Linked DNA regions of Mus musculus: all the other regions are linked to region 6. The links are chromatin loops, found by intact Hi-C in ENCODE. Cell type or tissue: heart. All regions are shown on one strand. Region 1 overlaps Mitf (melanogenesis associated transcription factor). Region 2 holds the start of Mitf (melanogenesis associated transcription factor). Region 3 overlaps Mitf (melanogenesis associated transcription factor). Region 4 overlaps Mitf (melanogenesis associated transcription factor). Region 5 holds the start of Lmod3 (leiomodin 3 (fetal)). Region 6 overlaps Mitf (melanogenesis associated transcription factor). Region 7 overlaps Mitf (melanogenesis associated transcription factor).

The links. Hi-C counts contacts between places; a loop is a spot of excess contacts. Peaks named below come from ENCODE experiments on the same cell type or tissue, not always from the same donor. Only the 100,000 strongest peaks of a DNase experiment are listed, where the experiment ranks them.
Region 1: a loop joins it to region 6, with 2.1 times the contacts of the local background. A loop is called at or near these places in 4 of 42 quality-filtered maps.
Region 2: a loop joins it to region 6, with 2.8 times the contacts of the local background. A loop is called at or near these places in 2 of 42 quality-filtered maps.
Region 3: a loop joins it to region 6, with 3 times the contacts of the local background. A loop is called at or near these places in 4 of 42 quality-filtered maps.
Region 4: a loop joins it to region 6, with 3 times the contacts of the local background. A loop is called at or near these places in 3 of 42 quality-filtered maps.
Region 5: a loop joins it to region 6, with 3 times the contacts of the local background. A loop is called at or near these places in 4 of 42 quality-filtered maps.
Region 7: it touches region 6 in a loop (3-fold over the local background); 11 of 42 quality-filtered maps call a loop at or near these places.

Annotation. Positions count from the first base shown.
Region 1 is chr6:97,916,156-97,920,155 of GRCm38, forward strand. All of the region lies in intron 1 of Mitf (melanogenesis associated transcription factor), which reads left to right. Among named protein-coding and RNA genes, the nearest start is that of Mitf, 110 kb to the left of the region's middle. In heart, no CTCF peak of the experiment used is centred here; DNase peaks (open chromatin) are centred at 416 and 2,046; H3K4me3 peaks cover 1,217 bases; H3K27ac peaks cover 3,989 bases.
Region 2 is chr6:97,804,686-97,808,685 of GRCm38, forward strand. Mitf (melanogenesis associated transcription factor) reads left to right here and starts at 2,373. Exons shown (of 10, transcript NM_001113198.1): 1 at 2,373-2,602. The coding sequence starts at 2,499. In heart, a CTCF peak has its summit at 2,376; DNase peaks (open chromatin) are centred at 2,286 and 2,796; H3K4me3 peaks cover 1,916 bases; H3K27ac peaks cover 1,334 bases.
Region 3 is chr6:97,927,977-97,931,976 of GRCm38, forward strand. The region is part of intron 1 of Mitf (melanogenesis associated transcription factor); the gene reads left to right. Among named protein-coding and RNA genes, the nearest start is that of Mitf, 120 kb to the left of the region's middle. In heart, no CTCF peak of the experiment used is centred here; a DNase peak (open chromatin) is centred at 1,745; H3K4me3 peaks cover 2,790 bases; H3K27ac peaks cover 3,891 bases.
Region 4 is chr6:97,880,508-97,884,507 of GRCm38, forward strand. All of the region lies in intron 1 of Mitf (melanogenesis associated transcription factor), which reads left to right. Among named protein-coding and RNA genes, the nearest start is that of Mitf, 75 kb to the left of the region's middle. In heart, a CTCF peak has its summit at 1,663 (motif pointing right); DNase peaks (open chromatin) are centred at 74 and 1,634; H3K4me3 peaks cover 571 bases; H3K27ac peaks cover 3,567 bases.
Region 5 is chr6:97,248,782-97,252,781 of GRCm38, forward strand. It overlaps Lmod3 (leiomodin 3 (fetal)), which reads right to left and starts at 3,976. Exons shown (of 3, transcript NM_001081157.2): 1 at 3,497-3,976. The coding sequence starts at 3,790. In heart, CTCF peaks have their summits at 229 (motif pointing left) and 2,385 (motif pointing right); a DNase peak (open chromatin) is centred at 2,400; H3K4me3 peaks cover 1,657 bases; H3K27ac peaks cover 1,505 bases.
Region 6 is chr6:98,001,187-98,005,186 of GRCm38, forward strand. Mitf (melanogenesis associated transcription factor) reads left to right here. Exons shown (of 10, transcript NM_001113198.1): 6 at 2,701-2,818. Among named protein-coding and RNA genes, the nearest start is that of Mitf, 200 kb to the left of the region's middle. In heart, a CTCF peak has its summit at 2,208 (motif pointing left); no DNase peak of the experiment used is centred here.
Region 7 is chr6:97,855,839-97,859,838 of GRCm38, forward strand. The region is part of intron 1 of Mitf (melanogenesis associated transcription factor); the gene reads left to right. Among named protein-coding and RNA genes, the nearest start is that of Mitf, 51 kb to the left of the region's middle. In heart, CTCF peaks have their summits at 693 and 2,103; DNase peaks (open chromatin) are centred at 93 and 2,033; H3K27ac peaks cover 1,091 bases.

The sequences.
Region 1 (4,000 bases), 85 kb before region 6:
CATTGGGTGCATGAGTGCTCACGTTATATAGGCACAGATGGTATGTATATGTATGAGTGCATGTGTGCATGCACACATATGCAAGCCTTGGCCTGATCCTGGGGAGTCTTCCTGATCCCTCTGTGCCTTGTTCATTTAGGCAGCTTCTCAGCGAACTCAGGGCTCACCTGGGCAGCTAGTCTAGAGAACTTGCTTCAGAGGCTCCAGAACCTTGCCTCTTGATATCCATATGGGCTGGCATGGAGCAGATCCTGGATTTCGCTCTGGTGTGGCAAGTACTTTGGCTGCTGAGCCACCTCAGCCCAGACATGTTTTCCCATGTGTTTTCTGGGAGACTGGTGTCTGCATTGCAGCTCAGCTGGCAGCGTCTCTGGCCTCCTCCATTCGTTGGTCCAATAGCATTCCCTCTCCATTTGAAAAACAAAAATAGAAAACTGTTCCAAGGCCTTTGTCCCCAGCGTCTGTACCTTCTGTACCTACACAGGCAATCTTGGGCTTATTTCTCTGCTTCATCCCGACCCCAGGTGGGTGACTGTGAGTGAGGATATTTCCTGTTGTCTTTGGCGGCGCCTTTTTTCCTGTCCTGGTGATCAGCCCTGCTCTGTTACAAGTGTCTGTTGCTGTGTTTTCATGGATCACAGGCTTCCCTTTTTCTGAATGCCTTCCATCTGTGTTCACTTTCTGGTTCTGGTGAGACTACACACTTATTAGTAGTCATAAAAAGCAAGTAATTTAGAGAAAACAAATTGTATACTTTTTAGACTGGTCAGCTTAGTAGGCAATAATAAATACATGGTAGTAAAGTTAAAAAATGATGAGCTATATGATGTTCATATTTGAAATGCACATTTAAAACATTTACTTTTATGTGTATGGGGTTTTACCCACACATATACCTGTATAGCATTGTGTATTGCCCGGCGCCTGAAGAGGCCAGAAGAGGGAATTGGGTTCTTGAGTCTGGACATACAGACCATTGTAAATCTCATGCAGTTGCTGAGAATCAAATGTAGGTCCTCTGGAACAGGAGCCAGTGCTCTTAGCTACAGAGCCATCTCTGTGCCTGTGAAGTATATATACATCTTATAGCACTGATTCTTTGCTATCCATTTGGATCGTGTTCCAGAAAGCACTGTGGTATGTCCATGGTTCACAGGCTGTGTGTAGGCAAAGATTGCTATGGATGTAGTCCGACCCCAGAACTTATTGTAAAGATTTTAATTTTCAAATTATGTGCATATGTATATGTGTGGGCGTGTGCACATAAGTACGGGGCACCCAGAAGAGGCCTTTGGAATACCAGGAACTGGAATTTGAGGAAGCTGTGATCTTCTCTGCATGGAAAATGGTGTGTGGGAATTCTAGGAACCAAATGAGTTCTCTGCAAGGGCGAATATGCTCTTAATTGCTAAGATATCTTTCAAACTCCCAATCATAAATTACATTAAAGTATTCAGTGGATTTTTTAAAACTTGATTGTGTGGTTCTTGAGCACAGAATTTGTACATAACAATATTATATTTCAGTGTTGAAGGCTGGGCATGCCTTGGTAAGACAGTTCTACCAGCAAAATAAGATAAACCATGTAAATTAAAAATATATTTAATATTACCCAGCTCTTTTAAACTTTGTGTGTGAATTCCCCACACCCCTTACACCCTCAGTTAACAGGAAGCCTGTCCATGAACCCCAAAGTATTGCAAAGTTAGCTCCATGTAGTGTATCACTAGCAGGGAATTTGTTTCAGAGAATACCTTGTGATAATTCATCATGAAGTTAGAAGGATTCCCACCAAACCCAAACCCAGCCATTAACTAAATGTGTGTCTCATAAGGAAACATAGGCAGTGTCAGCAGAGGGATCCTCAAAGACTAAAGCATGTCCTCTAGCCTCACCTGACGTTCTGTTCTACAGGCTTGGGGTCTTCTCCTCAGGGCAGAGGCCCTGTTTGCAGGCTCTGTCAGCACCACTGCCTGTCACTTCCATTGTGAAGTTCTCAGTCCTCCTTGGCAGGACCCTACACTTCCAGCATGGAATCCTATCTGCAAGTCACACTCATTTTCCACAGTGAGTGAAAGAGAGATTAGGGCTAAGCTTGCCTGCGACCGTGTCAGAGCCCTGTATGGCTCTGTTTTATCACACTGAAATTCTTCATAGCTGTTGGCGTCCCACTACTGTGCAGGAGGTCACTATTTCTGGGCTGTGTTTAATCTTGTTTCCCCTGAAGGATTCTGGCACATTCTTCTCTCTGATTGCTTCTCAGACTCCAACTATTCCCCTGCTAAGTTCCTTGCTTTTGCTTCTAGAAACAATGTAGTGCTTCAAATACTGAACATAATTTGAGGGAGTGTTATATAGTGTTTAGACACAAGCACAAGTCCTTGTAAAGCAAATATAATGAAATTGAAGAAAATGTTCAGATAAGGTATGTGGTCTGGGACACCCAGAGGCCTGAGCTTTCTGCCTAACAATGGGCAAGTGTTGAAAGGCTGTAACACATTAGCATCGGAGATGTCCTGAGATGAAAGAATTCTGAAAGGCGTCTTTCAGCCTGTGACTCCAAGGCTACTTACTGTGGAGTCAGTGTGTCCGGATTCGAGATCATGTTGAACCGCGCTCTTAGGAGCCCTCACTCATGACTGTCTTTGCAGAGAGACTCTGTTAAGCTCCAACTTTCCGAAGACCATGCTTATCTGAGAACCCATCTCAAATCATTGATTTTCTCCCACTTTTCCCCATTAACGTGTGTAAACTGTGTCCTAGGTACAGGGACTTTTTTCATATACATGTAAAACCTTACTTATTTATTTCTGTGTGTCTTTGTGGCACAGCATGCATGTGGGGGTCAGGAGGCAACTTGCAGGAATCCATTGTCTTTTTTGTACCACGTGGGTCCCAGGACTGAATTTTGGTGCTTGAGGGAAGAAAGCTCCTTCACCTGCCGAGCAATTCAGCTTTGCTTTATATATATAAAAAAAAAATCATTGCAATTTCACGTTTTCCCAGGCCCCTTTAAAGCAGGCGATTTAAGGGCAGTGTTTCTTCTTAGTTTCTGTCTAGTAACTGCCATTATTTTAACTCTTGTTCGCTATGAATATTCAGGAAGGTCTGCCTAACTCTTGTGTGTGGTTTTACAAAGTCAGATCCTCGCCACAGGTGACAGTGAATGCACCATGTTAATGAATTAATCATTGAACGCACTGCCCAGTGGGTGCTGAGTGTCTCCCTGGTGTGGAACTGTAGTTCATGGGTGGAGTGGTAAACAGAACAGATATGGTCCATGCCTTCACGGAATGCAGAAATCCAGTGGGGCCTCGGTTAGGGTCAGGAATGAAGGGAGTCCAGCCCCAGGTCTAATTTTAGAACTGCTTCACTCTTTTGATCCTTGAGTGGCTTTTGTAAACGTGAAACAGAGGACTGTGGGTTGTGGAGCGGCACAGCCCAGCTCTGTGCTCCATTCATGTGTTCAGTTTTGGAAAGTCTCCTACGTCCTGTTCCTCGCTTCCTTTTAAGTAAAGAGATTAAATCCTCGTGAGGTGCGATCTGCAAATGCGAGGTACAGTGTGGCAGTATGCTGAGGAATTCTCCACATCTCTGACTCTTCTCCTGCTTATCTTTAAGATGAACCAGAGATATAATCTCACTTAGCCACCCTCTCCCCCCGTTTTCCCCATTTCCTAACAACACTACAAGAAATGATGACCAGACCCAATATTAGGAAGCTGAACTCTGGGTTAATAACAATATCATTGTAGCTAGTAACAATTATAGACTGTGCAATTCCCAAGCTATCTGTTTAAATCAATAAATGATTAATATTAGCACTAAACATTGCTGTTAAGACTCTAATGTCCATGGCATAATTCTGACATATACCAGGCATATCAACTAGAACCTAAGCTGTAGCGGGTGCTAAAGTATTTGTTGAGCCTATGAGTTTTGATAAGAATATTTTTATTTTTCTACCTCTTATTCATGATTTTGCTATTATTATTTAAAT
Region 2 (4,000 bases), 200 kb before region 6:
AGCTTAGGCTGGCCCTAGACTCCCAATGTAACCAAGATGACTTTGAACTTCTAACCATCCTGAATCTACCTGTCCCAGGTGCTGTGATTATGGGATTGATTATGCCACCATACTAGTTTATGCAGTGTTGAAGACTGAATCAAGGGCCTCATACACCATAGACAAAGGCTCTACCAACTAAATCACATCCCAGGCCTCATTATTGTTCTAAACCTCAATTCTGGTACAAGTCTTTGACAGCCAGCCTTCCAAGGGCCAACAGACCATGTTTAGGCACAGTGTCTTTCTATTTGTGTGTTCTAAGAAGAACGTACATAGCTTTGTTCAGGAAAAAAAAAACAAAAACAAAAAAACCAACCAACCAACCAACCAACCAACCAACCAACCAAACACAACTCCTAATGGGTCAAGAGATTCAGACAATGAAAAGGCTCAGCGTTTCTCAGTCGGGGTGATATTGGGCCAGAACGCTTGCTGTTAGGCACAGTGTTTAGCATCTGTGGTTCACACCTCATCAAATTCTGGACTTGCTCCAAGCCCATCAGTTTCTGCTCCCACTTTCCAGCACTGACTATGGAGGACCTGGATGAAGTTCAGAGTCTAAACACACATGCTGCTCTCTCGGTTTACTTCCCTTCTTCTATACTGTTACCTCTGAATATTGTTTCTAGCAGTTAATATATCCATGAACATCTTGAAGCTTTTCAGGGTGATTTCAGATATCCTGCCATGCTATTGCTATAGGAAAGGACCCCCGAAGTATTTTAAGAACAATATTCAGCTACAAAATGTTGGTTATTGCTACCTCAACGATGTATACATTTTCCAGTTCTCACTCACCACTCCTATTCATGATCTTTCTGATATAAAATTAAAAAAGAAAAAGCTATACTGTGAGGCAAGATATAGGAGTGGGTAACTCCAAGGAGATGCCCAACCATCAGTGTAGACCTTTTAGGATCATCATTTAGTTTATCAACTCCTGAAAGTGAAAAATACACAGAAGAGATGCAAGCTTGCCAAGAATGCCTCCAAGATACACAAAAGAAAGCCAAAATTAATCATCACTGAGCAGCTTTTAAAAAATTCTATGTATGTATTATGTGTACCTGCACCTGCATTCAGCTGTCAGGAGACAGATTGCAGTAGTTAATAGTTCCATTCTTCAGTCATGTGTGTCCTGAGGACCAATTGCAGGTTGTCATGTTTGCAAATAAGTAAATTTACCGACTGAGCCATTTTGCCTGCCCCTAGTGTATACAAATTGCAAGTAATTCTTTCCTTACTTTTGACCTTGCAACACCATCTCAAATAGGTTTCCTAATCTCTTCTTTCATAGATGAGGAAATTAAGGCTTCTAGGAATCCAATGGACATGTCTAAGATTACACAGGATTTCTTAGAAGAACTAGGAATTTCTGCCATCTTAAAATGCCACCCTTAACTCCAATGTCTCAAAGCACTCGTTGATGTTTTATACAACATGAAGAGTCCTGCTGGAACTAACCAGAAGACAGGTCTGAACATACAAATGAGCTAAAGTGCGGTCATTTAATACATCACCTAGCCGAGTACCTTGAAGCTGCACCGGCTTGCAATGTTAGGACAATCTCATCTGAACTCCCAGCCAACTGAGAAATTGAAAGCAGACGGTGGTGGTGGTGGTGAAGCTGTTTGGTAACTTGATGTCTTTTAAAATTAACTGAATCCTTCAAGTGCTGCTTTAGATTAGAGGTGACTAATTGGATAAAAGGAAAGGAGCCTTTCAACTGATGAAGAGTATTGTGGGAGCTTATACTGAGTTCCAGAAAAAGAACGCACAAGAACAACTCCTCCAATAATGCTTTCATTATAAAAGTGAAGTTTCCAACACTCTGTTTCAATAGAGGACAAAATGATGTGTCGCTGCAGTCCAGAAGAGCTCGGGGGCTAATAGAAAGTCCTTTTATTTTAAAAATGGGTTTTAACTCTGACCGAAACTTTCTAGTTTCAAAACCCCTTAGTGTTTTATTTTTTAAATGAACGCTCGGCGTGTCCTCGCAGATGTCTAAACCAGGAGGGACAGTAGAAGCCCAGGCTGAGTTGTTCTTATTAATATTAAACAGCCAGGTCTGTATCCTTGAAGCAAACCGGAGAGACACGGAGAGGAGCTGCTGACATTGACAAGGAATCCAAACAGGACTTGCACTATCCGTGTACACCACGTTGTCTCTCCCCGGTTTGACCTTCTGGGAGTTGTAGTTTTTGCGGAAGCTGATATCCTGGAGAGCTGGTGTGCTCTGCCCAGGCGGAACCACAAATCCCAGGGCGCACCGGGCTCAGCCCCTCCCGCTCTGGTGTGAGAGTAAACTCACCGCGCCGGGGCGGGCGGCCGGCTAGCGGGCTGAGTGGGGCACTGCGCGGGGCGCGCGGCTTGGGGTACCCGAGGCCCCCCATCTTTCTCAGGTGCCCGGGTTCTGGTCCAAGTCCCAAGCAGTGGAAGGCGGGCAAGAGGGAGTCATGCAGTCCGAATCGGGAATCGTGGCGGATTTCGAAGTCGGGGAGGAGTTTCACGAAGAACCCAAAACCTATTACGAACTCAAAAGTCAACCTCTGAAGAGCAGGTGAGTGGTGACAGCTGGAGGGAGGCGCGGCAGGAGGCCCATGGGCCCCGCGCCTGCTACCCTGGGAGGAGAACAGTCAGTCTGGATAGCTCTAGGACAAGGACCCCGTGCCCTTGCCTTGGGGTACAGGGCGACCTGGCCCCTGGCATTTAGGGTCCCGCTTACAGACGACTTGCTTGCATCCCAGGGTATCTGACAGTGGCATTTTGGGGACACCGCGAGTCTCTTGGGATGGCTCATCCAGACGTGGGGACCCTCGGCTGCAGATGCCAGCTGCTGAGCTAGATGGGGGCTGGGGCGGTACCCGGCGCGAGGTGGGGTAGGAGGAGCACCGGACAGGGACTGTGATCTGGTGCTACCAAGAGCAATTTTTCTGAAGCTCCCTAGCAGGCTGAGGGGCTCAGGAGAGGGGGATCTGATGCTCCAGGGCAGCGATGAACTGGCCTGGAGGTCTTCCCTTGTAGACCAGCCCCTCTGGGAGATACTACTCAGAGAGGCCTCTAGGTGAAGTTCACCTGAGCTTCACCTTTCACCTGCCACAGGACAGCACCGAGGAGGTGTGTGTGTGTGTGTGGGGGGGGGGGGTGAATAAAAGGAGGGGAGGAGGTTGTGGGTGGGCGTGTCTCTCAAGCTGGGCAAGCTGTCTGGAATAGAAGTCTTTACAAATGCAAGAAGGAAGGAAGGAAGGAAGGAAGGAAGGAAGGAAGGAAGGAAGGAAAGAGAGAAAGAAAGAAAGAAAGAAAGAAAGAAAGAAAGAAAGAAAGAAAGAAACAAACAAACAAACTACCTTAGAGGTCTGTGGTGGTTGGGAATGCTCTCTTGGCACCTACACACATTTAATTCTCCAGGCGCTTCAAGAACTTTGGGCCTAGAGTGAAGATGTTCTCTAGTCTGGTGCCTCCCAACTCTTCAGTACCTCTGCAGTATCCTAATCCCTCACGCCACCCTCCATTGCTACTTGCCTGGCAGAATCGGTTATCACTCTCTTTGGTCCCTCTGGACCCTTGAAGTGCTTCTTATTTGTCATGTTTACAGAGAGGGGGATAGTCACTGGAATCTGTGACTTTATTTCCACCCTTTCAGTTGTGCGATGAAGTAAGGCTAACATCATCACCTGGTGCATCAATTGTCTAGGGTCTAGATGAGTGAGGTTCCCCTGGTAGAGGGGCAGAGGGACTCACTTTCAGGGGCCAGGAAGGCAGAATTGAGGGGTGGAATCTTTGGTTTGGGAGACAAAAAGGCTGGGTCTTATAAAGTGGAGACAGGTTGCTTTCCTTCAGGGCTGGGACAGGACCTTGAATCCAGTCATGGGAACAAACTCTGGGAGGAGCAGAAGCCCTGGCTCCCTGGCTAAGGCAGGCTTTTTGCACATGCTTGTGGCAGAGTGGAAGGAAATGT
Region 3 (4,000 bases), 73 kb before region 6:
GTAACTTATGTATGAATACAACTATTCACCAGGGGTGTGGTACAATTTAATTTTTTCTGTCTTTCTAATTACTGTCCACTAGCTTTACCAAAATATGTATGCACCTTTCTTGGCTTTTCCCTAATTTGGCATTATCTTTCTTAACTTCATTGGGCTACTATAACCTCCTACACTGGGACTACTGTAGTAGCTTATATTGGCTGTCTTCTCATTGGTTCTCTACATAGCAACCAAATATAAAATCCCACCGTGAGCTCATCAGTCCTCCATTGACAACTTTTTGGTGATTTCATTCTTATCCAGGGACTAAATCAGTGACACCTCTCACTGGCTTGACAGCTCTGGCATGGTCTGGTCTGGACACCTCTTGGGTTTCATACATATCAACGATTGCCCCTCGTTCTACGTTCAGCAACTTTTCCTGCTAACTCTCCCCCTTCAGACTTTTACATGTATTATCACAACTAAATGGAAGACTCTTCTACATCCCACTCCCCAGCTCCAGCCTCAGCCCAGAGATTCTTGCCTAGGGAAAACCCCAGCTGACCTCATGTAACTGTTTTCATCTCCTTGTAGTAACTTCCATATAAGTAATCATGGACTGATAGGATTCTTTAATATGTGTTTCCCACTGGGCTATAACATCTTAAGAATTTATACAGTAATTAAACTGGTGTAGCTATTCAGTAAGTATTTATCAAGCAGGAGAGTAGACAAAAATTAAAAAAAAAAATGAACATGGAGCATACAGTTTCTTTGGCTAAACTCCCTGGCTGACTATTTTCTATTATTGGAGGCTCATTTACAGAATATAATTTTATTACATTGTAGAATTGTGATGTATAGAAACAGCAAGCTTTTCTATTCAATTAGTTTGGAGATAATCTCTGAGACACAGAAAGGCAAAGTCACTTGCCCGGGGGACACAGCTAGTCAGTGTCAGATGTCTTTGTTGTGACCTTTGAATTGTTACAGGGAGAACCTGGCTCTTTTCAGAACTCTGTCAGGCAGCTCTGGTGTGTTGAGCCTGTAGCATAAATATTTGATAATATTGATGTTGTCATGTCTGCATTTTAAAGTGTTTTCTCTTTGAGAACACGTATTACTCTTTTTTTTTTTCCTTCTTGTATACTGATGTACTCAGAATTGATCAGATGGCAGTCTAAAATACACAGGCGTTTGGTCTAAAGATTTGTGTGTCCTGAAGGAGACTGTCACCAGTAGAAGCAGCTTGTGTGTTCCCTTTACCAGGCTGAGGTCAGCACTGCCCTCCCTCTACTCTGGGGTAGGTAGAAGGGTGAAAAAAAGCCATGTGCATCAATAGCCTATTAGTTGTAGAATGTGCTCTGTGTCCAGCAACCAAAACTGTGTGTATGGTTTCAAACTAGACAGAGATTCGTGCTAGGCTGTTTGATACATTCTAGCTAAAATGGCAGTGACTCTCCTTTATAGCCTTTCTTGCCTACTTCTATGAGTGTGTTAAGTGTTAAAAATCCACCACGATGTGACTTCCTTCTCCTTTCAAGTTCTCTGATGACATATGTCCCCTGCAAGCATGCGTCCCCCTGCAAGCCTGAACTGGTGCCCAAGCTGGGGAAGGCACAGTCAGCATTGCCAGAGCTTGCCTGGCTGCTGTGTACATTACTGGCCTGGCCCAGCTCTCGGAGTGTCCCCCCTGTGCAGATCGAGGAGTGCTGTGCCCCTCAGGTGCCATAGGTACTGGATTAAGCAGGTCTGCTATTGCAGACAGACACCAGGCTCCATTCTATCGTGGAGCTGTGTTTGGATTGGAGTTTCCAGGGCCTTATCAGGAGCCACCCCTAGTGACACAGCCGGTGCCAGAAGTAACTTTGACTTTCACTCTTCGCCAAGGGCTTGCAGAACACCTTAAAGGAAGAAAGATGGAGGCGCTTAGATTTGAGATGCTCATCCCCTGCTCCTTTGAAAGCTTGTGTCTGTAAGTGAAGCTTTATTCTGGAGATAGTTCTGGGACCACTTAACAGAAGCAGATCATTCTCTGATCGAGGAAGGAAGGCTTGCGAATTAGAAATACTGCCTGGTACTTTAAACTGTGGCTTTCAATCAGCTGCAGCTCTAACCTCTTGTGCCTGGGTGTGATAAGGGGCAAGAGCTCATTTGGGGAGGAGGGATCAAAACGGGAGCCTTCTCATGTAAAATGGAGTTTTGGTCATTAATAATGACAGGAAAAAAAAATCCTGAGTTTGAAAGATGGGTTAGGGCAGAGCAGAGCTTGATGCAGTTATGAAATAGATCACGGTTTTGTTATGAATAAAAAGGCATTTTCTTTAGGAACATGCATGCTCTGTGGCACGTTTCCCCAAACTACCCTGCTGCACACATTGTAACCCTCCCCCTCTGTGTGTGTGTGTGTGTGTGTGTGTGTGTGTGTGTGTGTGTGTGAGTGTGTGTGTGTGTGTTTGTTTGTATGTGGGGGCTAATTCCCTGACTATGGAATATTGTAAAATGTTCTGATTTGTATTTTTGTAGATTAATTTTTTTCCTTGAAGGCAAGAGCAAAACATTCAGACATCAGCATAGTCTCCTTGTCATAGAAATACTGAACAAGATGAAGTAGCAGTTTTACAGGAGTACCAAATGGAAACCGACTAAGTAGATAAGACCCCTTCTCCTCTGGCACCTGCTTTCCACTTTCACTATTACTCCCTCAGATTAGGAAACAATACTGGAAGCTGGGTCTCCAAGTGAACCGGCTCTCAAGCAGATTAACTTATGCAAAAGCCACTTCTGGAGCTTAATAATTATTTACTGAGTGTTCCTGGGTCAGGAGAGGGGTTCTGATTAAGTCCGAGAAGCTATTTGTTCCATAGCTGGTGAAGGTGTGCTTGAAGACAGCAAGAAGAATGGAAAAATACTAGGTGTAGCAGAACTATTCTTAGAATTTGATTCTTAAAAATGAAATTCCCATAAATTGAAGTGTGGGCTAACAGTCCGTCATTTGCAGCTGATGGGTCTTTAAGAGGTCCTGTAAAGGGTAATTTTGAAAATGGTTTCTATTTCTGCTGAAGTTTGCTTTTATAGATACCTTGTACATTCTCATCCCACGTGTCATTAAAACAGCTAATTATTCATCTTTCTAAAATGATCGAGCATTTTATGAACAAAGTACATATAATTATGCATTTGAAATACCATTATGCTGAAATTTTTAAAAATAAATCTCTGCCTTATAAATCAGATAATAGTTGGGAAGACAGTGCCTGCTCGTTGTGAGTCATGTCCTGCCGGAATGTACCTACAACCTGCACATGTTTTTAGTTCTTTTTAAGCAAGTTGAGGGATGACACCCAATCAAATGTGCCTTGAAGGTGCAGCATTAGGACAGACTCGAATGTGTCCCCAAATTAATCCTTAAGTTTAAATATTTTCCTAGGTAACTATAATATTTGTCACAGGAATATGTATCCCTCCAAACTTTCTGAATGAATCTTCTAGCAAATGTCTTTGACAAAACTTGTGCACTGAGCTGTTTGCCATTAACTATTTCCCCTGCCTGGGAATTAATTGTGTATTTCCTTCCAGGAAAGCCAGTGAACACCAAAGCAGAAAGGAACATTCTAGACGCTTGTCTGTCTTGAAAATAATCCAAGAGCTTTCACTATGTGGGTGGGGGCGGGGGGGGGAGTTGAGATGTTCAGCAAATGTGTTTCTCTGGGATTAAAGTACAGTGTTGGGCTGGAGTGTTGGGCTCAGTGGGTAAAGCCCTTGCAGCATATGGGTAAGGAGCTGTGTTCAGGACTCTCCCATCCATGTAAAGCCAGACTTGGTGGCATGAATCTGTAATCTCAGAGTTGCTATGGTGACATGGGAAGTGGAGCTTATGGGTCAGCTAGCCTCGCCTGTCCAATAGAGAACAAGAAACCCTGTTAGGAGCAAGATGGGAAGTAAGCGCTGATACCCATAGTTGGTCTCTGACCCTGATTCTCATGTCATGGCACTCACGTGCCTATCCTGCAATGCA
Region 4 (4,000 bases), 120 kb before region 6:
TTTTTTTTTGAGACAAGATCTCTCAGTGGTCTGGAGCTTGTCAAGGAGGACAGGCTGTCTGGGCTGCAAGCCCAGGCAGCTGCATGTCTGCTTCCTAGTAGAGGGATTACAGTATGTGTCACCACACCAGGCTTCTAGGGACGGAACTCTTGGGTCCTTATGCTTACAAGCTGAGCCCTGCCGTACTTTTCTCATTTTTGGAGTCTTCCTGACTATTTCAGCTTTGATGAGGTCTCTCTTCTGTGGCAGGTTGTAAGCTGAACATCTCTCACCCCTCTGAGAACTCTGAGAGGACCTCCTTCTTTGGTTAGCTGTTCTACCTCTAATAGGTGTTCTTTCCCCAGCCCTAGAAAGCCCACCTGCTTGCTATCTAGCTTAAGATTTCAGGGGATCTCTGTGAAGCTTTCCAGATCTTTTTATTGTTACACTAGAGAGAAACCATGATTATCTCTACATTGCTTCCCTAAAACACAAAGTAGGCATAGAATTTCTATGTGCCAAGTGAACACAGTCTGGGTTTTGAGTTGGATTTCTGTATTCCATTTGGAACACACTAAATTTAAGTAAAAATTATGTGGATATGTTAATAACTACTTTATAATTGGTTTTAGGGGGTCAAAGATCTATATTTAAATTAAGGAAGGGGAATAGGTATAGCTCAGTGGTAGAGTGCTTGCCTAAGAGTGTATGAAATCCTGGGTTTCCTCTTCAGCACTAGATAAATACATATATAATTAAGAGAAAGTGTTTGCTGTTAAGGGAAGTGACACTATACTCCATATCAATAGTTATTTAATTTGCTAAACTATTTGAAACATGGCAGCCGTGGGCTGGGAAGATGAGTAAGTGCTTGTTAAGTGGACATGAGGGCCTGAGTTTGGATATCCAGTACCCACTGAAAAGCTAGGCTGGGTGGCTATAATCTCCTTGCTGGCAAGGTGGATACAGAAAGATTCCTGGGACTTTCTGGTCAGCCAGCCTAGCTGAGTTAGTGTGTTCCTGGTTTAGTGAGATGCCTTGTCTCAAAGAACCAGGTAGACTGTGAAAAGGACGACGTCGCCCCAGTGTTGCCCTCTGGCCTCCACATCTACCTGTACGTGTGCACATGTCCATAAACGCAGAGCACATATACACATAAAACAATACACACAAATACAAAATATGATTGCAAGTTTATGTGCTTATGAAGAAGTTCAAAGATTGACTTTTTAAAGTGAAAAGCAGCAATCGGTTTCCCCTTCTCGATTCTGATTAGTAGGTTACAATTTCAGTAAGGTTTGCTTTTGAGAAAAATGAAATACGTTTATGGATATCATCACTGTAATACTCAGGAAAGGCAACTGTACTTACTGAGTTAAAGGTCAGATGGTTAAAGCAACTTTAAAATTTGCCTTGAAAGGACAGAGCCTCCTCAATATTAGCTGTGCTTCCTTTAAGCTTCCTCAAAGGCCTATCCTGAACAAGGCTCAGCCTTGCTTTCTCCTCTTTGCAAAGATGCTATATCAAAGACACACTAATTTAAGCCCTGCTACTGTCCAGATGTAGCAGCTGCGAAGAACCAGGTTCAGAAGGTCACCATTTGGAACTGCTTAAGCCAGGACAAACTTCCTGCTGTGATTGCATGTCTGCCGGAGAAACTGGTAGTTCTTTGGGGCCAGGCCTGTTCCATTACACCAGATGGAGCCGCAGTGTGGCTGGTCAGAGAGAAGCCAGAGTGTGAGCTTGTCTAAGGAGTAAGGCAATACCCAAAATAGCTGCTTCTCTTGACAATAGCCATGCCCTTGCAACCAGAACTGTTTGTGTTGGAAGAGAGAAATCTTAAGGCTTACATTGTCTGCTATGGTAGCAGGTGGCTACTGAGTCCTTGAAATATAGCTAGCCATAATTATATTTATAAGAGTAAAATCTACAGCAGATTTCTTAGGTTTATATTTTTAAAATGTGAAGTATCTTGTTAATTTGTCATATTTTCATTCTTTTGACAACTTCACACACACACTATAGCTATCTATCTATCTATCTATCTATATGTAAAATGTGCCTTGATTATACAAGTAGTATTTGGGGCATGTTGGGTTAAATATATTAATAACAATGATTTTTACCCACATTTTGTTTTTGCTTTTTAACGTACCTGCTGGGAAGTGTATACATACCTGTTCGTTTCCCTTCTGTTTTTGCTGAGCAGAGTGCCTGTGGGGGCATCCATACTAGGAATGTGACATTATTCCGAACTATACTTTGATTTTGAGAGTTGATTTTGAAATCCATCATCAAGTATGGAATTAGATCCTTTGGATTGCCAAGCTAGTTTCTCAGTAACCCATAGCGCATATGCAATAATGACAGCAAGAATGAAACTTTTTTTTTTCAGTCAGAAAAGCAATTTCTAGAAACCATGAGCTCTGCAGAGCTAAAATTTCATTCTCATTGTTTTATTTTTAAGCTCTATTTTAAGTTTCTTCCAGGACGAAAATGTTCAGTCCCTTCTGGATTCTGATGTCCTGGTAAATCTTCTTTGTGAACCTGGGGGATGTGATAGAACTGGCACAAGAGAAAATTAATTTGGTTGGGATCCATGAATGGAGCGGGGGGTAATGGGCAAGCCTTGTGGAGGCTGTGTAATCCATCACTGTACAAGGTTTGCTAGGTTGCCGAGCTGCGTGGCACCTTCTGTTTCGGGCAGCATCGTGCCAAGATTAACTCCTGTAGAACCCTGCTCTTCTGTATTAGGAGAAAGCATACGCATAATAGAATGTGACTATAGAACATGTATATTCGCAGTCAATAAAAATGCTTCTATCTGTCCTTCTGTATGTATGGTGTGTGTGTCCATTGTGTGCTCTGAAATAAAATCAAATGGGCTTTACCACAATTTTTTCTCTTTCATCCTAGGGTATTTTCCTACCCTTTATTTTCTACTAATTTGAACTCCAAACTCACTGTATCAGGGTACTGTCTTGTTGAAGGCAAGTCAATGCTGGGAGCCATTTAACTCCATTTATCAATCACATGACACTGGACTTGGTGATATATTAAGAACAAGATGCCCCCTCCTCCACCCCTCAACTTCCCACTGTTTTGCTTCTTTCTCATTGTTGAAACCCAGAATTCAAAACTGGTTTGGAGGCTCTGTGTAGAAGTGCATTCCAGAGCATGCCACTAAATGGGATATAAATAGCATTTGCCCTGACAGAGCTGGAGTTTTCTCAGCTCTAGAGACATTGAAGCCTTTGTTTTGTGGGTCACTGGCCCCTCCCCCTCAAGCCTGAGTCATAAAGCCCGAAACACTAATGAGGTTGCTGAAATGTAAAATCTAATTGGTAAGATGTATGGGAAACCATGAGCGAGTAGAACCCTAAACCTCAATTCAAGTGACTTCCCTATCTGGCCCATAGCTTGCATACGTTGTCATCTGTTGTTCCAAACCCTTCAGTTTAGTTGTTTCTTCCAGTAGGATCAAAGTAGGCCTAGACTGGGCTGGGGATGTATAGCCATATAGGTTAATAGAAGGATCCTGAATTCTCCATTTAGAAAAGGGGAAAAGTCCATGAAAGAAAGAGTATGTTGTATTTTTAAATTTTTAATATATATGTGTATATATAATCTGCATACTTGATTATACATTTAAATACAGATATAAACTTAATTATATATATGTATACATGTATAAGCTTGATTATATTTGTACACATATATAATTGTATGTGTATGTATATAAATGTATATATGTATATGTAAATATATATTATATATCATACTTATAGCTATATAACATATTTTATATAGAACATAGTATATTTATATTAAATATTTATGATATATATATTGTTTTATATATATATATATATATATATATATAAAACAAAATAGTTTTCTATTGTATTCTGAATGTACATATAATAGTTCATTTATCAAAGTATCACCTGTATCTGGCTTGGAATAACTCTGAAATAAGAATGGCTTTTATATTTAGCATTTTCCCCAGTTATCTGAAATT
Region 5 (4,000 bases), 750 kb before region 6:
CCCTCTTCCGGCCTCCTTAGGTACTGTACTCAAATAAACTAAGGCTAATCTCACAAAGGAATGCACATGCATGCGTGCATGCACACACAATTAAACATAAAAAAGTCTTTCAAAGGCTGGCGAGATGGCTCAGTGGTTAAGAGCGCCAACTGCTCTTCTGAAGGTCCCGAGTTCAAATCCCAGCAACCACATGGTGGCTCACAACCATCCGTAACGAAATCTGATGCCCTCTTCTGGAGTATCTGAGAACAGCTACAGTGTACTTACATATAATAAATAAATAAATCTAAAAAAAAATAGTCTTTCAAAATATTTTTAGGGCTGGGGAAATGGTTCTGTGGGTAAAGTACTGGCTGTACCAGCCTAAGAATCTGAGGACCCCAGTTCAAACTTTCAGCACCCACATAAAGTAAGATGAAAGACAGGAGATGGAGACAGAAGAATCTCTGAAGGCTCCGGGCCAGCTAAGCCTGCCAGCCAGTGGTGATTAAGAGACTAAGAGACCCTGACTCAAACAGGTGAATGCTGTGACTGACACCTAAGGTGGTCTTCCCTCTCCCTCTCCCTCTCCTTCTCCCTCCCTCTCTGACACACATGCACACACACACACACACACACACACATACACACACACACACACATTCATACACAGAAACACACATACATAAAAAAACCACACATACACAAAAGATTTTGTAAAAACTTAAAGCCAGGCATGGTGGCACCTGCCTTTAACTTCACCTTTCCGGAGGCAGAGGCAGGCAAGTCTCTGGGTTCTGGGCCAGCATATGGTCTAAATAATGTGTCTCTACTACCCAGAGCTACATAGAGAGACCCTGTCTCAAAACCAAACCAAACCAAACAAAAACTTTAATGAAAACCATTTTAAGTGAACTAACTCAATCTAATAAACCGTATGTGTAATGTTATTCCATATATGTACACGTACAAATTTATATATGTACAGGAAAACACTTCTATAATTATTATCAAAGCCTTGTTTTTGTTTTTCTGAGTCAGGAAGGTAACCCCTGGAGGAACTGAACGTCTGCCGCGTGCCTGCTACCTGCATTGTGCAGCCTTTGGTTTTACATTTGCCTTGTGTTGCTGCTACAGAGGATCCCACGGTGAGCAAAACCAACCAAGTTAGGAGGAACTTTTGCAGACACACGCTTGGGGTTGTGCCCGTACATACATATATATGTGTATGCACATTTCTATCCTACACCCCGCCTGCCCATATGAGACATTTTACCCTGTTTCTAGACACCCTAATAGCTGCTATACATGATGCAAACAGGGACTGTTTTATTTTAAAAAAGAAAAAAGTGTCTGTATATATCCAGTCCACATGGCAAATAAATAAATAAACAAATAAACCTTTTTTAGTGTTTTCAGTTCACAATTCGTTGAATTCAAGGATGGAGTCCCTGAGGATACACAAGACCAAGTACATTCAAATAAAAGTTAGTTAATTTTGTTTTCAGATGCTATTTTATTTATTTATTTACTTATTTATTTATTTATTTTTCCAAGAGCTGAGGACCGAACCCAGGGCCTTGTGCTTGCTAGGCAAGCAGCGCTCTACCACTGAGCTAAATCCCCAACCCACAGATTCGATATTTTAAAAGATGATTGTTAAAACATATTTGGAACTGATACAGATTTTTAGATCCCTGTAGCAAAGCCTTTGTTCCATGTGTATTTGAAAGGGAGTGTTTCTACTCCACAGAGCTCTGTTAGAAAATAGCTTCCTGCCGAGCTCTGGTGGGACACGCCTTTCATTCCAGCCCTGGGAGGCAGAGGCAGGTGGATCTCTGTGAATTTGAGGCCAGACTTGTCTACAGAGTGAGTTCCAAGACAGCCAGGGCTACAGAGAGAAACCCTTATCTCAAAAAGAAAATATTCCTTCTACCCTTCCTAAAGTATCCACTGCTCTCGGAGACACGCATGATGTTGCATTTCCTGAGGCTCTGAGACTGTGACATGGTGCAGGGGAAGGAGACTACTCTGATAACCTGGAGTGTGTTTTTAAAACCTTGGTTTGAATCCTAGCTCTGGGGAAACCACCTTCATTACTCACTAGTCTCTGAAGCAAAGCGCATTGAGGAAAGAGCCAGCCTTGAAATGGAACAGGATTAGGGTGAGATTTACAACTCTGCAGTGTCTGGGAAGGGAAAAGGCAGGCTTCAGATCAGAGTCCACTAGCTTCTCCTGAATCCTTCTCCACTTTGTGTGCGTCTGTGCATCTTGCGGCTGTAATTCCCAAAGCTGGTGGAGAAGTCTGACATGCAGTGTTCTGAGCAAGAACTCAACGCTGGTGATACATGACAGTTGACAACATTGTCCTTAAACTACCTCCTAAAACACCCCATGTCTCATCTGCTCCAGCAGGGGGAGCCAATTATCAAGCTGTTTAATGCACACGAGGAAACAAAAGCATTGGTTTTTGTCTGTAGTCCTCCTAAAACTGGTCTTTGTATGGAATTGTCTTCGAACTCACAGAAGTGCAATTGTAAGAGGTCTGCAAAGGACACGATAAGCTCTGGTCTGATCAAGCCTGAAATTTATTTCCTGGACTTCAGTTTCTGCTTAATGCTCACTACTGTCTTCTATCACACCAATGTGACAACATGCACCTGTGTCTAGCAGGTGGCCCCAAAGAAACCATACATAAGAAATCTGTCTTCTTTCTTCTCAATCATTTTTAAGTGCAACATTAAAATTTGTCCTTTAGAACCATCAAGACGGCTTATCAGGTAAAGGTACCTGCCACCTCGCTTGACCTACACACACACTCACACACTTACACACACACACACACACACACACACACACCTAATAATAAAAAAATGTAATTAAATTTTAACTGTGCTTTATACAAAACTCATGCCAGCTCTAGTTTTTAGATAAGTATCTCAAGAGAGGACTCTCTTGAAGATTCCTTCTTAGACATCAATTTTCAGGTGTCATCACTGATGCCCAATGCACATACAGTGTGCCCACGTTTTCAGTCTTGGGTTTGGCTTAGTGTATGGCCAGATTTCTTCAGAAGTGGGGAATCTTTGACATTATATGTAAAATATCGTATGTGCATAAGTAGTCTGGAGAAATGTGGAGTAGAATTTGGACAAGCTTCTCAAAAGGAGAAGCCAAAAAAAAAAAAAAAAAGACAGAAGAGCTGTTTCTGTGTTAAACCATTACATGTCATTCATGGCTACAGACCACCAACTCCACACAGAGACCCTGGTGCCAATGTTGAAAGAGAAACACTGACAAGAGGTTATCACCTTCTCCCCACTACCTTGCAATTATACTATTTTTTCAGAAAGTTACAGCCTGGGCTAGAACTTAATATTATAATTTAATTTAGGTGTGCCAAAATCCAAAACAGAATCACACATTTCATTCAGTCTTGAGAAATCACAATTGCAAAACACTACCCTGCCAGCCCAGTCCCGGCAGCCATTTGTGTCCCACACAGATCCCTGGTTACCTCAGACTGCACAAAACTGACAGGAACTCGTTCATCTTCCAGCATGCGTCTAGACGCCTTTTGCAAATACATGTAATCAACGAGAGACTTATGGTTGAAGTTTCCTGTGGGTGCCTTGTCTGTTTGATCCTTTTGGATCATCCCCACAGGAAGGTGGGGGTCAGGGGCCATGACTTCCATCTCTGACTGCAGTTCCTTCAGCTCTTCAGGGGATAAGTTGGCTAGGAGTTCGTCTTCATCGAGCTCCTCACTAAGGGTGTCTTCTTGCTCCGAATTCCTGCTGTGCCCCGACATAGTTTACTTTTTTTCTATCTGTTTCTAGATCACCAGAAAAGAAGAAATAATCCAATATGATATATTTTAAAGAAGGAATCAGTATGCAAACACCTCAGTGTCTTCTAATTAACAAATATCTTAGGCCAACCCACCCTTGAGAGATTTTCTCACTCAATGGTGTTGGTTGAGCTGCTGGGAGTGACTATAGCTCAGCTCATGTGGGATCTA
Region 6 (4,000 bases):
CCCTTCTCTCTCTTCAAAGTATAGTCTGTGATGACCTAGAGATTTGCTTTGATTTTGCTTTGGGATTTTTGAGATAGGATCTCATGTAGTCCCCTGCTGGCCTTGAACTCCTGATCCTCCTGCCTTAGCTTCTTAATGGCTGGATGACAGATATGTGCCACTATGCCCAGTTTTGAGTGAGTTGTACCTGCACGTGCGCGTCTCTCATTTGTCTCTTAAAACATGAACATCGTAACAGAAGTGCATGTTTATATCCAGTTCACATATGAGGACATAAGACACACACAGTTAATATTTCTAGAGCTACTGGATTAATCTTGTAGCTCACTGTTTCCAAGTTTTAATTTGCATTTTTGGTTTATTAATGCTCAGATTTGGACCTGGGAAATGTGTTTAGACTTCAGTTCCTAATAGCTTTGTAACTTTCATCTTTTTGGCCTTTTACAGTGCTCTATGCAAACATGCTAATGCCTCTCGTGGCCCCTTAAGTTGAACAAGAACAAAACCAAACACACAGAGAGCAAGGTTGACCCCTGAGGTGACCTGTTTCTCAATAGAACCTCTCAGAGCAATGACTGCTAATAATCAGGCACCAGTTATCAGAGCCTTTGCTGGAAGGCATTGAAATGTGGCCCAAGGACATTTTAAGTTAGCGCAGTGCATATTCACTGGCGTGTGGCAGGGTGTGGGTGTGAGTATTATGCTTATGAAGATTCTACAAGTGCTCATTTCTCCAAGACCTACCCACCTGCCCGCCCTGCCTGCCCTGCCTGCCTGTCACCACCGTCTTACTAATATACACATCTGAGAGCAGCTTCCACTATGTACAACACCTCCCAGCCCCATCTCTTCATCCAGGGCTTTAGCTCATGCATATACAGAGGCCAGAGACCAGCATCAGAAGTCTCCCACCTATTATTTTTGAGACCTTGCCAATTAGGCTACACTGGCTGGCTGCTGGTAAGCTTCAGGGATTCCCTGTCCAACAACCACTTCAGCCCTGAGGTATAAAAGATATGTACCCAGATTTTATGTGAGTTGGGAATCCAAACTCATATCATTATGCATGAACAGCAAGCAGTTTATCCACTGAACTGTTTTCCGTCTCTTGGATCTAAAACTTAAAATAACCAAAAAGTTCTACAGCCCTTATCTGTCTGTCTGTCTGTCTGTCTGTCTGTCTGTCTGTCTCTCATTTACCTTCTTATCTCCCTATCTACATAGTGTGTGCATGAATGTATGTGTGTGTATTTGTATCTGTGTGTCTATGTGTTTGTGTTTAGGTGCATGTGTGCAACAGCATACGTATGGAAGTCAAATGTCAATTTGGAAGTCAATACAGGGACCCCAGGAATTGAACTCAGGTTGTCAGCCTTGGCAAATGTCTTACCCACTCTGCCATTTTGTTAACCTCCAAATCAAAAACATTTTTAGTGTCAACCTGATGCTTTAAGTAGAGTTTGATAACCAATTGCATGAACTAGGTTACAGTCCAAATGCTGGTGAACTAAAAAAATTAAATACAAAGTTATCTTTTGGCCATATGTATGTATGTATAAGATGTAAATAAAACATAAATAAATTTCATGTTTACATCTAGGTATTATTCCCAAGATAAATATGTGTATAAACATCACAAAATTATAAAGAAGTAAAAAAAAAAAAAAAACCCTAAGTCCTTCTTGTCCCAAGGTTTTCAAGTAAAACTAGCTTATCCTGTATGTGGAGTACCACCTTGCTGTGTACCTCTGGGTCCCTCCATGGTTTAATTCCTCTTTGATGCTTTCTGAAATTACTTGTCTAATACATAATAGAGAGCTATGATCAGGTAAAGGAAAGGCTAATCTGCAACGTGGTGTGATGCAGGTATCAAGGAATCATTATTTGAAATTGTCTGGCAATGCTGAGGGTCCAGGATGGAAGGAGTGATGCATAGCTATTGATTGTCTAGGAAGATTTCCAAGGCATAAGAAGAGGAACTTGTGGCTGTCCTCTCTAGCTAGCTTTGAGAAAATCCATGTCCGACTGGGACATCATTGTCAAGAAAAAATGAAAATGAGGTTGCTGCTTTAAAACAGCCCAGGAGAACCGGAGGAGACAGCACCACTCTGAGTAGTTAAGGCTAAGTTGAGCATTTCTTTAATCCTGCTTTAAGTGCTGTAAATATTTTTATTAAAGTCTTTGAGCTCCCTCTTGTGGCTCTTTGGATAATTTCAATCTCAAGGAAGCCAGCTTTTCTTTTGCCATAAGGACACCGCTTTACAAAAGGGAAGTATTTGCTCATTGCTTTTCTTTATGAATGAAAGCAAGGGAAAAAAAGTAGGGAGAGGTGAAAGATGGAGGAAGAGAAACGTCCTCTGATGGAAGCCACGCATGGACTCCTATTTCACAGGAATACCTGGCGCCCAGGGGACATTTGCCACTTTTGGCAGCAGGTGACACCTTGCCAACATGTTTGGAATGTGCCCACCAGACAGAAGTCAGTGCGGGCACCCTTCTTACTCCCTATATAAACAGATCATATAATTCTGTGTGAGTCCTCAGACTTTCCTGTTTTAAAAACACAGTTCTTTATAGCAAAGAGTGTTGTTTCCATAAAGCCTGAAATAGAGTATGAGTTTTATTGAAAAAAAACAAAAACAAAAACAAAAAAACCTCTGCAGTCAGTCAACACCCATTGCTGTTCTTGTCTGTGTCTAGTTACCCGTCTCTGGAAACTTGATCGACCTCTACAGCAACCAGGGCCTGCCACCGCCAGGCCTTACCATCAGCAACTCCTGTCCAGCCAACCTTCCCAACATAAAAAGGGAGCTCACAGGTACGTACCTAGCACAAATGCTTCTTACTATGATACTCTGTTCTCTTCCCCACTGGGGAGCGTTACCAACGGAACAGCAACGTTTCCTGTGCAGCTAGTGGGTGTTCTTCCAGTGTGTTCGCTTCCTGAGCCTCTGTGCAGTAATTTAATATACAGTATTAAGACGTTAAGTTGCCAGTTTCCAGGGTTGCTGGGAGCCCTTTGGGTTGAGGGTTATAGGCAGTACACGCCCCTGTAAAGTGCCTCTCCCCTACCCGCTGTGTATCTTGCTTGCTGAGCCCCTGGAGTCTTGACTTAGGGGATCCTGCTTTGAATTTTCCATCTGAGTCCACACTTGGGATCGAGTAAGAATGTATTTCTTACATCTTTCGATGCCTTCTCCTCTTTCTCCTGTATTGTGTGCATGAGATTTATTATAGAAGGAGAAATAAATCATAAAATGGAGCCATCAGAATGTTTGCTCTTGAGGCAAGTGTGAAATTACCTATTTTGCCACTTTGTTTGATGCTTTAGGGAAGGCATTTGACCAATAAAACATGACAGAAACTGTATTAGAACCGGCATTCTACCATGGTGAATTTTATGGTCCTTGCCCCAAATCCCTTTTTATTATTTAGTTCTTGCCTCTTGCAAAACTTGGGGGTGGGGTTGAGTAGATGGGGTACGGATTGTTGCAAAGACTGTTCTGTCCAAAAGCATTACAACAAAAACTATTTCAGAACATTTTAACATAGGAAAAACAGGGTTTTTTTCCAGAAAAGTGTTAATTGGGGCTCAAAAGGTAATTTACTAATAAGCAAAAACTTAAAAACCATTAAGAAGCAGTGGACAGTAAGACCTTCTTACCCTTCTATATGAGAAAGCAAGCGAGAAAGTGGCTTGGATTGACCATCTGAATTTGGGAGATTCTAATTTTAATTCTGTCTGCACACACACACACACACACACACACACACACACACGTGCATATGCAGTTAGGAGTTTCATGATTACAGGTTACATCCTGGGAAATAGTTCACCTGATGATTTTGCTGTGGTATGAGCTTCACAGTGTGGCTTTACGTAGACCAAGAAGGCTGTAATATCATTAAACGGTGTCATCTTAATTACACTTATTAATTTATATTCAGTGTACAGCCTCTCTTTGACTATTTCAATGTAGTGTGAGATGGGTATATACAT
Region 7 (4,000 bases), 150 kb before region 6:
TATGTTGTGACCACAGATCTTTATAGGAACACAGCCTGACACTCCCTGTTCCCTTTGCCATCTGGCAGGCAACAGATTCTGTCCTGTGAGTCATACTCTAAATGTAGACGCTTTAACTTTCAGATGTGAATGGGTTTGGTGGGTCTCAAGTCAGCAGCAAAGAAGGGGAAAGGCTGTGACTGGCACCTGCCCTTGCAGTCCCAGGAGAGGACGGTGAAATCCAGCTTTCAGAGCAGTCATTCAACTCTGGTGTGAAAGAAGGTTCCAGAGCCACTGAAGGGCTCCCCAAGCCACTCATCATCTCCTCGCAGCATTGTGGGTGGGGTTCTCTGAGATTGTAATTCAGAAAGATAAATATATCTTCCTAGTTTCTTCCACTGGCGCTGGATTAATAGTACGCTAATATATCGCTATTTTGTAAGCAAGAAAAACATTCATGTTTTGTCAGTCTCTCACGTGCAAACCATCTAAACCTAATTCTATATAGTAAAGAACCCAGGGACCCAAGGGTGACCTCTTCAAGGGAAGTTGAGAATGGTTATGCAACAAACTATAAAGGTCTTGGCTAGGGGATGGGAGAGGCTTTTTAGTGCAGCACTTCTCAGCCTGTGGGGTGTGACCCCTTTCGAGGGTTGAATGACCCTTTCACAGGAGTCCTGTATCAGATATTTACAGTATGACTTAGAACAGTAGCAAAATTGCAGTTATGAAGTAGCAACAAAATAATTTTATGGTTTGGGGTCACTACAACATGAGAAATTGTATTAAGGGGTTGGACATTTGGAGACTCAGTCCCCAGTTGGTGGCACTGTTGGGGGAGGTATGACGGTGTAGCCTTTTGGAGGAAGTGTGTTACTAGGGAGTGGCCACGAGAGCAGAAAGCCTCGATCTACCGCCCAGCTCGTTCCCTCTGCTTTGTGCTTGCCGTTTGAGATGTGAACACTCGGAATCCTGCTCCATTCTCCATACATGCCTGATTATGGACTCTAGCCCTCTGGAACCATAACTTTTCGTTCCAAATAAACTCTTCATTCCAAAAGTTGTCTTTGTCATGGTGTTTTATCACAGCAACAGTAGAGTAACATGGTGATTAAGAACACTTGCTTTGCTAGCCTGAGGACCTGAGTTAAAAATCCCCTGTAATAACCTAAATCCCACAATATAACCCAGTGCTCTGGCATTGAATATATGAGGACTAGTATGGCTTGCTGGCTGACAGTGTAGTTCTATGTTCAAAGGGAGTCCCTTTCTCAAAGGAATAAGACAGACCATGATAGAACAGAACACCTGACACTTTCCTTTGGCTTCCACATGCATGGGCTCATGTGTACTTGTACACATGTGCTAAGAAGCCCACACATGCTAAGATATACACAAACATGAGAGAGAGAGAGAGAGAGAGAGAGAGAGAGAGAGAGAGAGAGAGTGTGTGTGTGTGTGTGTGTGTGTGTCTTGGCTGTTTGAAAGTTTAAACTGGCTCAAGTTTTCAGATCTTTAATGTTGTAAACCTGATTACTCTATTATCCTAAGGTAGGCTTCTTATATCCAGAGTATGTAGGAAACATAGCAACGGTGTATTAATCACAGCTACACCCATCACGGTGTTCAAGTGTGTGTATAACTGTGTGTGCATTGTTAGAGATGCCTGTGTGTTGCTTTATTTGTGCCTTAGGACCTGGGAAGCATGGCTTAATGCTTTGAGTAACAGTCAGCAGACCTGGAGGAGGCCTTCATTTCTTGGGATCAGGGAACAGAGAGAACGTTCTGGAAATGAGCTTTGGCTAAGGAGGATCTTGTGTGCTGAGAGGCGATCTTCAAGGGGAGACAGGTCTGTGCGGTCCAGAGTAGATTTTTAATTCAGAGCAGGCAGTGTCTCTGTGTTGGTATGGCTACCCTCGATCCCACCAACCTCCAGTGCAGAACTGTCAAATGAGCAGTGGAAGAAGATGAAAGAAAGGCAGCAAGGCCAAAGCAGGCCTGCCCAGCCATGCTGTTCTGTGGCGGGACCTGACCGCCAGCCACTGGCCAGATGTTTGGAGGCTGTTCCTGGTTTCATTTCCCTGCTTTCCTGCACTAACTTGACCAACAGCAGCACTGGCTGGTGAAAACAGGAACAACACAATGCTTTCCTGCACACTTTCATATGCTGCCTTCCCCTCTTCCTGTGACCTCTCTCCCCTTCCTAAGCCCAAGTTTACTTTCTAGGGTTATCTTCTTTCCTTCTCTTCTGAGATCCTGTTCTTTTAAAGAAATCGGCCTTGATAGTTTGCTTTGTACCAGCAGTGCCTCCCCATGTGAACACCACAGCCTGCGAGAAGCTCACGCAACTTGGCTTTTAGGGATGTGTGCTCAGGCTGTAACAGTGATGCTCTGTATTTTGGAGCTGTCTCACCATAGACTTCCCAGCTCTTTGGCTCTTACAAATTTTTCACCCTTTCTTCCATGATGTCCCCTCAGCTTTAAATACAGGAATACAATACAAAGTGGTCAGCCATGAGGTGATATGCAAACAAGCAACACCAAATGGATTCGATTCAGTAGATTGTAGTTATATCTATGCTTATACATTAGTATGTGTGTATATGTATGTGTGTGTATGTATATATATATATTATTGATATCTATATATCAATATCAATATATATATATTTAGCCAAGGCTCGGGAAGATGTGATGTAATTACATTTTAATTATTTTTTAAGTCACCATTTTTACTGGCTGCAGAATGTTTCACAGCATGATTTGATTACAGTTTATTCATGTAAGCTGCCATTGATAGACTCAGATGGTTCCACTTTTCCAGCTAGTGAAATCAATAGCACTGCATATTTTAACTCCATTTAAAAGAGTATTGAAGTACTTTCTATGTGCATATTTTGCTTTTGTTCTAGTTTTGTTCCCATCTCCAAGCTCATTCAAGTCTTTAACATTTCTAAGTTGCTAATGGACCTTCTGCAATCCTTGAATTTGGTCCATCTGGGCTATCCCGTGCCATTTCTTGATCTCAAAACTTTCATCCTTTGCCTCAGGTGCTTGTTTACTGATCATGGCTGTCCTGTGTGTCAGAGTATACCTCAGAATATCCCTGTCCAGTGTGTATCTAACCCCCACCCAGTGGGGTGGTCCACAGTATCTCTCTAGATATGCCAACATACTCTTCAGGGTTGGAGATGATCCTGGTTGAGAAGGAGCATCATCTGCTGTGATGTGTATCAAGTGTACTTTATAAGAAAAACCAATACATGGCAGAAGTTACTTTTCTTATACATCCATCTATACACGCGAGCCTCATACTACATAGCACAGCCACATGGTGCACAAGGATGCTTTGGTCAGTAATGGGCCACATACATGACAGTGATCCCATAAGACTGTCACTTGGTGACACTTGGAACCATCTGAATTCTAGTGCATGTGGCAACTGTATTCTGAGCACAGTATTTCTTGCAACGTATTTCTCAGAACAGTTTCCTATCATTAAAAAAACACATGGCTGTACTGGAAATAAATCTCAATATTGTATTCAGAGCTTCAGTTAGCTCCTCTGAACACTTGACACTAAAAATATTTAGTTCATATTTTGTGTTTAGGTACAGTGTTTTTGTTTATAAAGCTCTCCATATCATTATCAGGAACTTTTGAGTATTTTCTGGTTGTAGTTGAGGCAACACCTATTTAGTTAGCCACAGAAATAGCACAGGAATTTCATCATTTTACCCACAATGCTTATATCCAAATGGGGATTTAGGCCATCGACACTGTCCTACTAGGGCATTGTTGACACAATGATGACATGTAGGATTCAGTGACATCAGGTGGCCATCACCTCTGCTCCCTCCTCTAGTTACTTCACTCTCCACAGCTTTTGGCCTCTACTGAAGTAGCCCCACCTAAGAGGACCCCTGGGGGTATCTGGCCTCTCCATATGTTCTTGTTCCTGTGAGAAGGAACAAGGATGCAGTATAGCATCCTTTAGGTTTCTTCGTTTTTTTACAAGTGA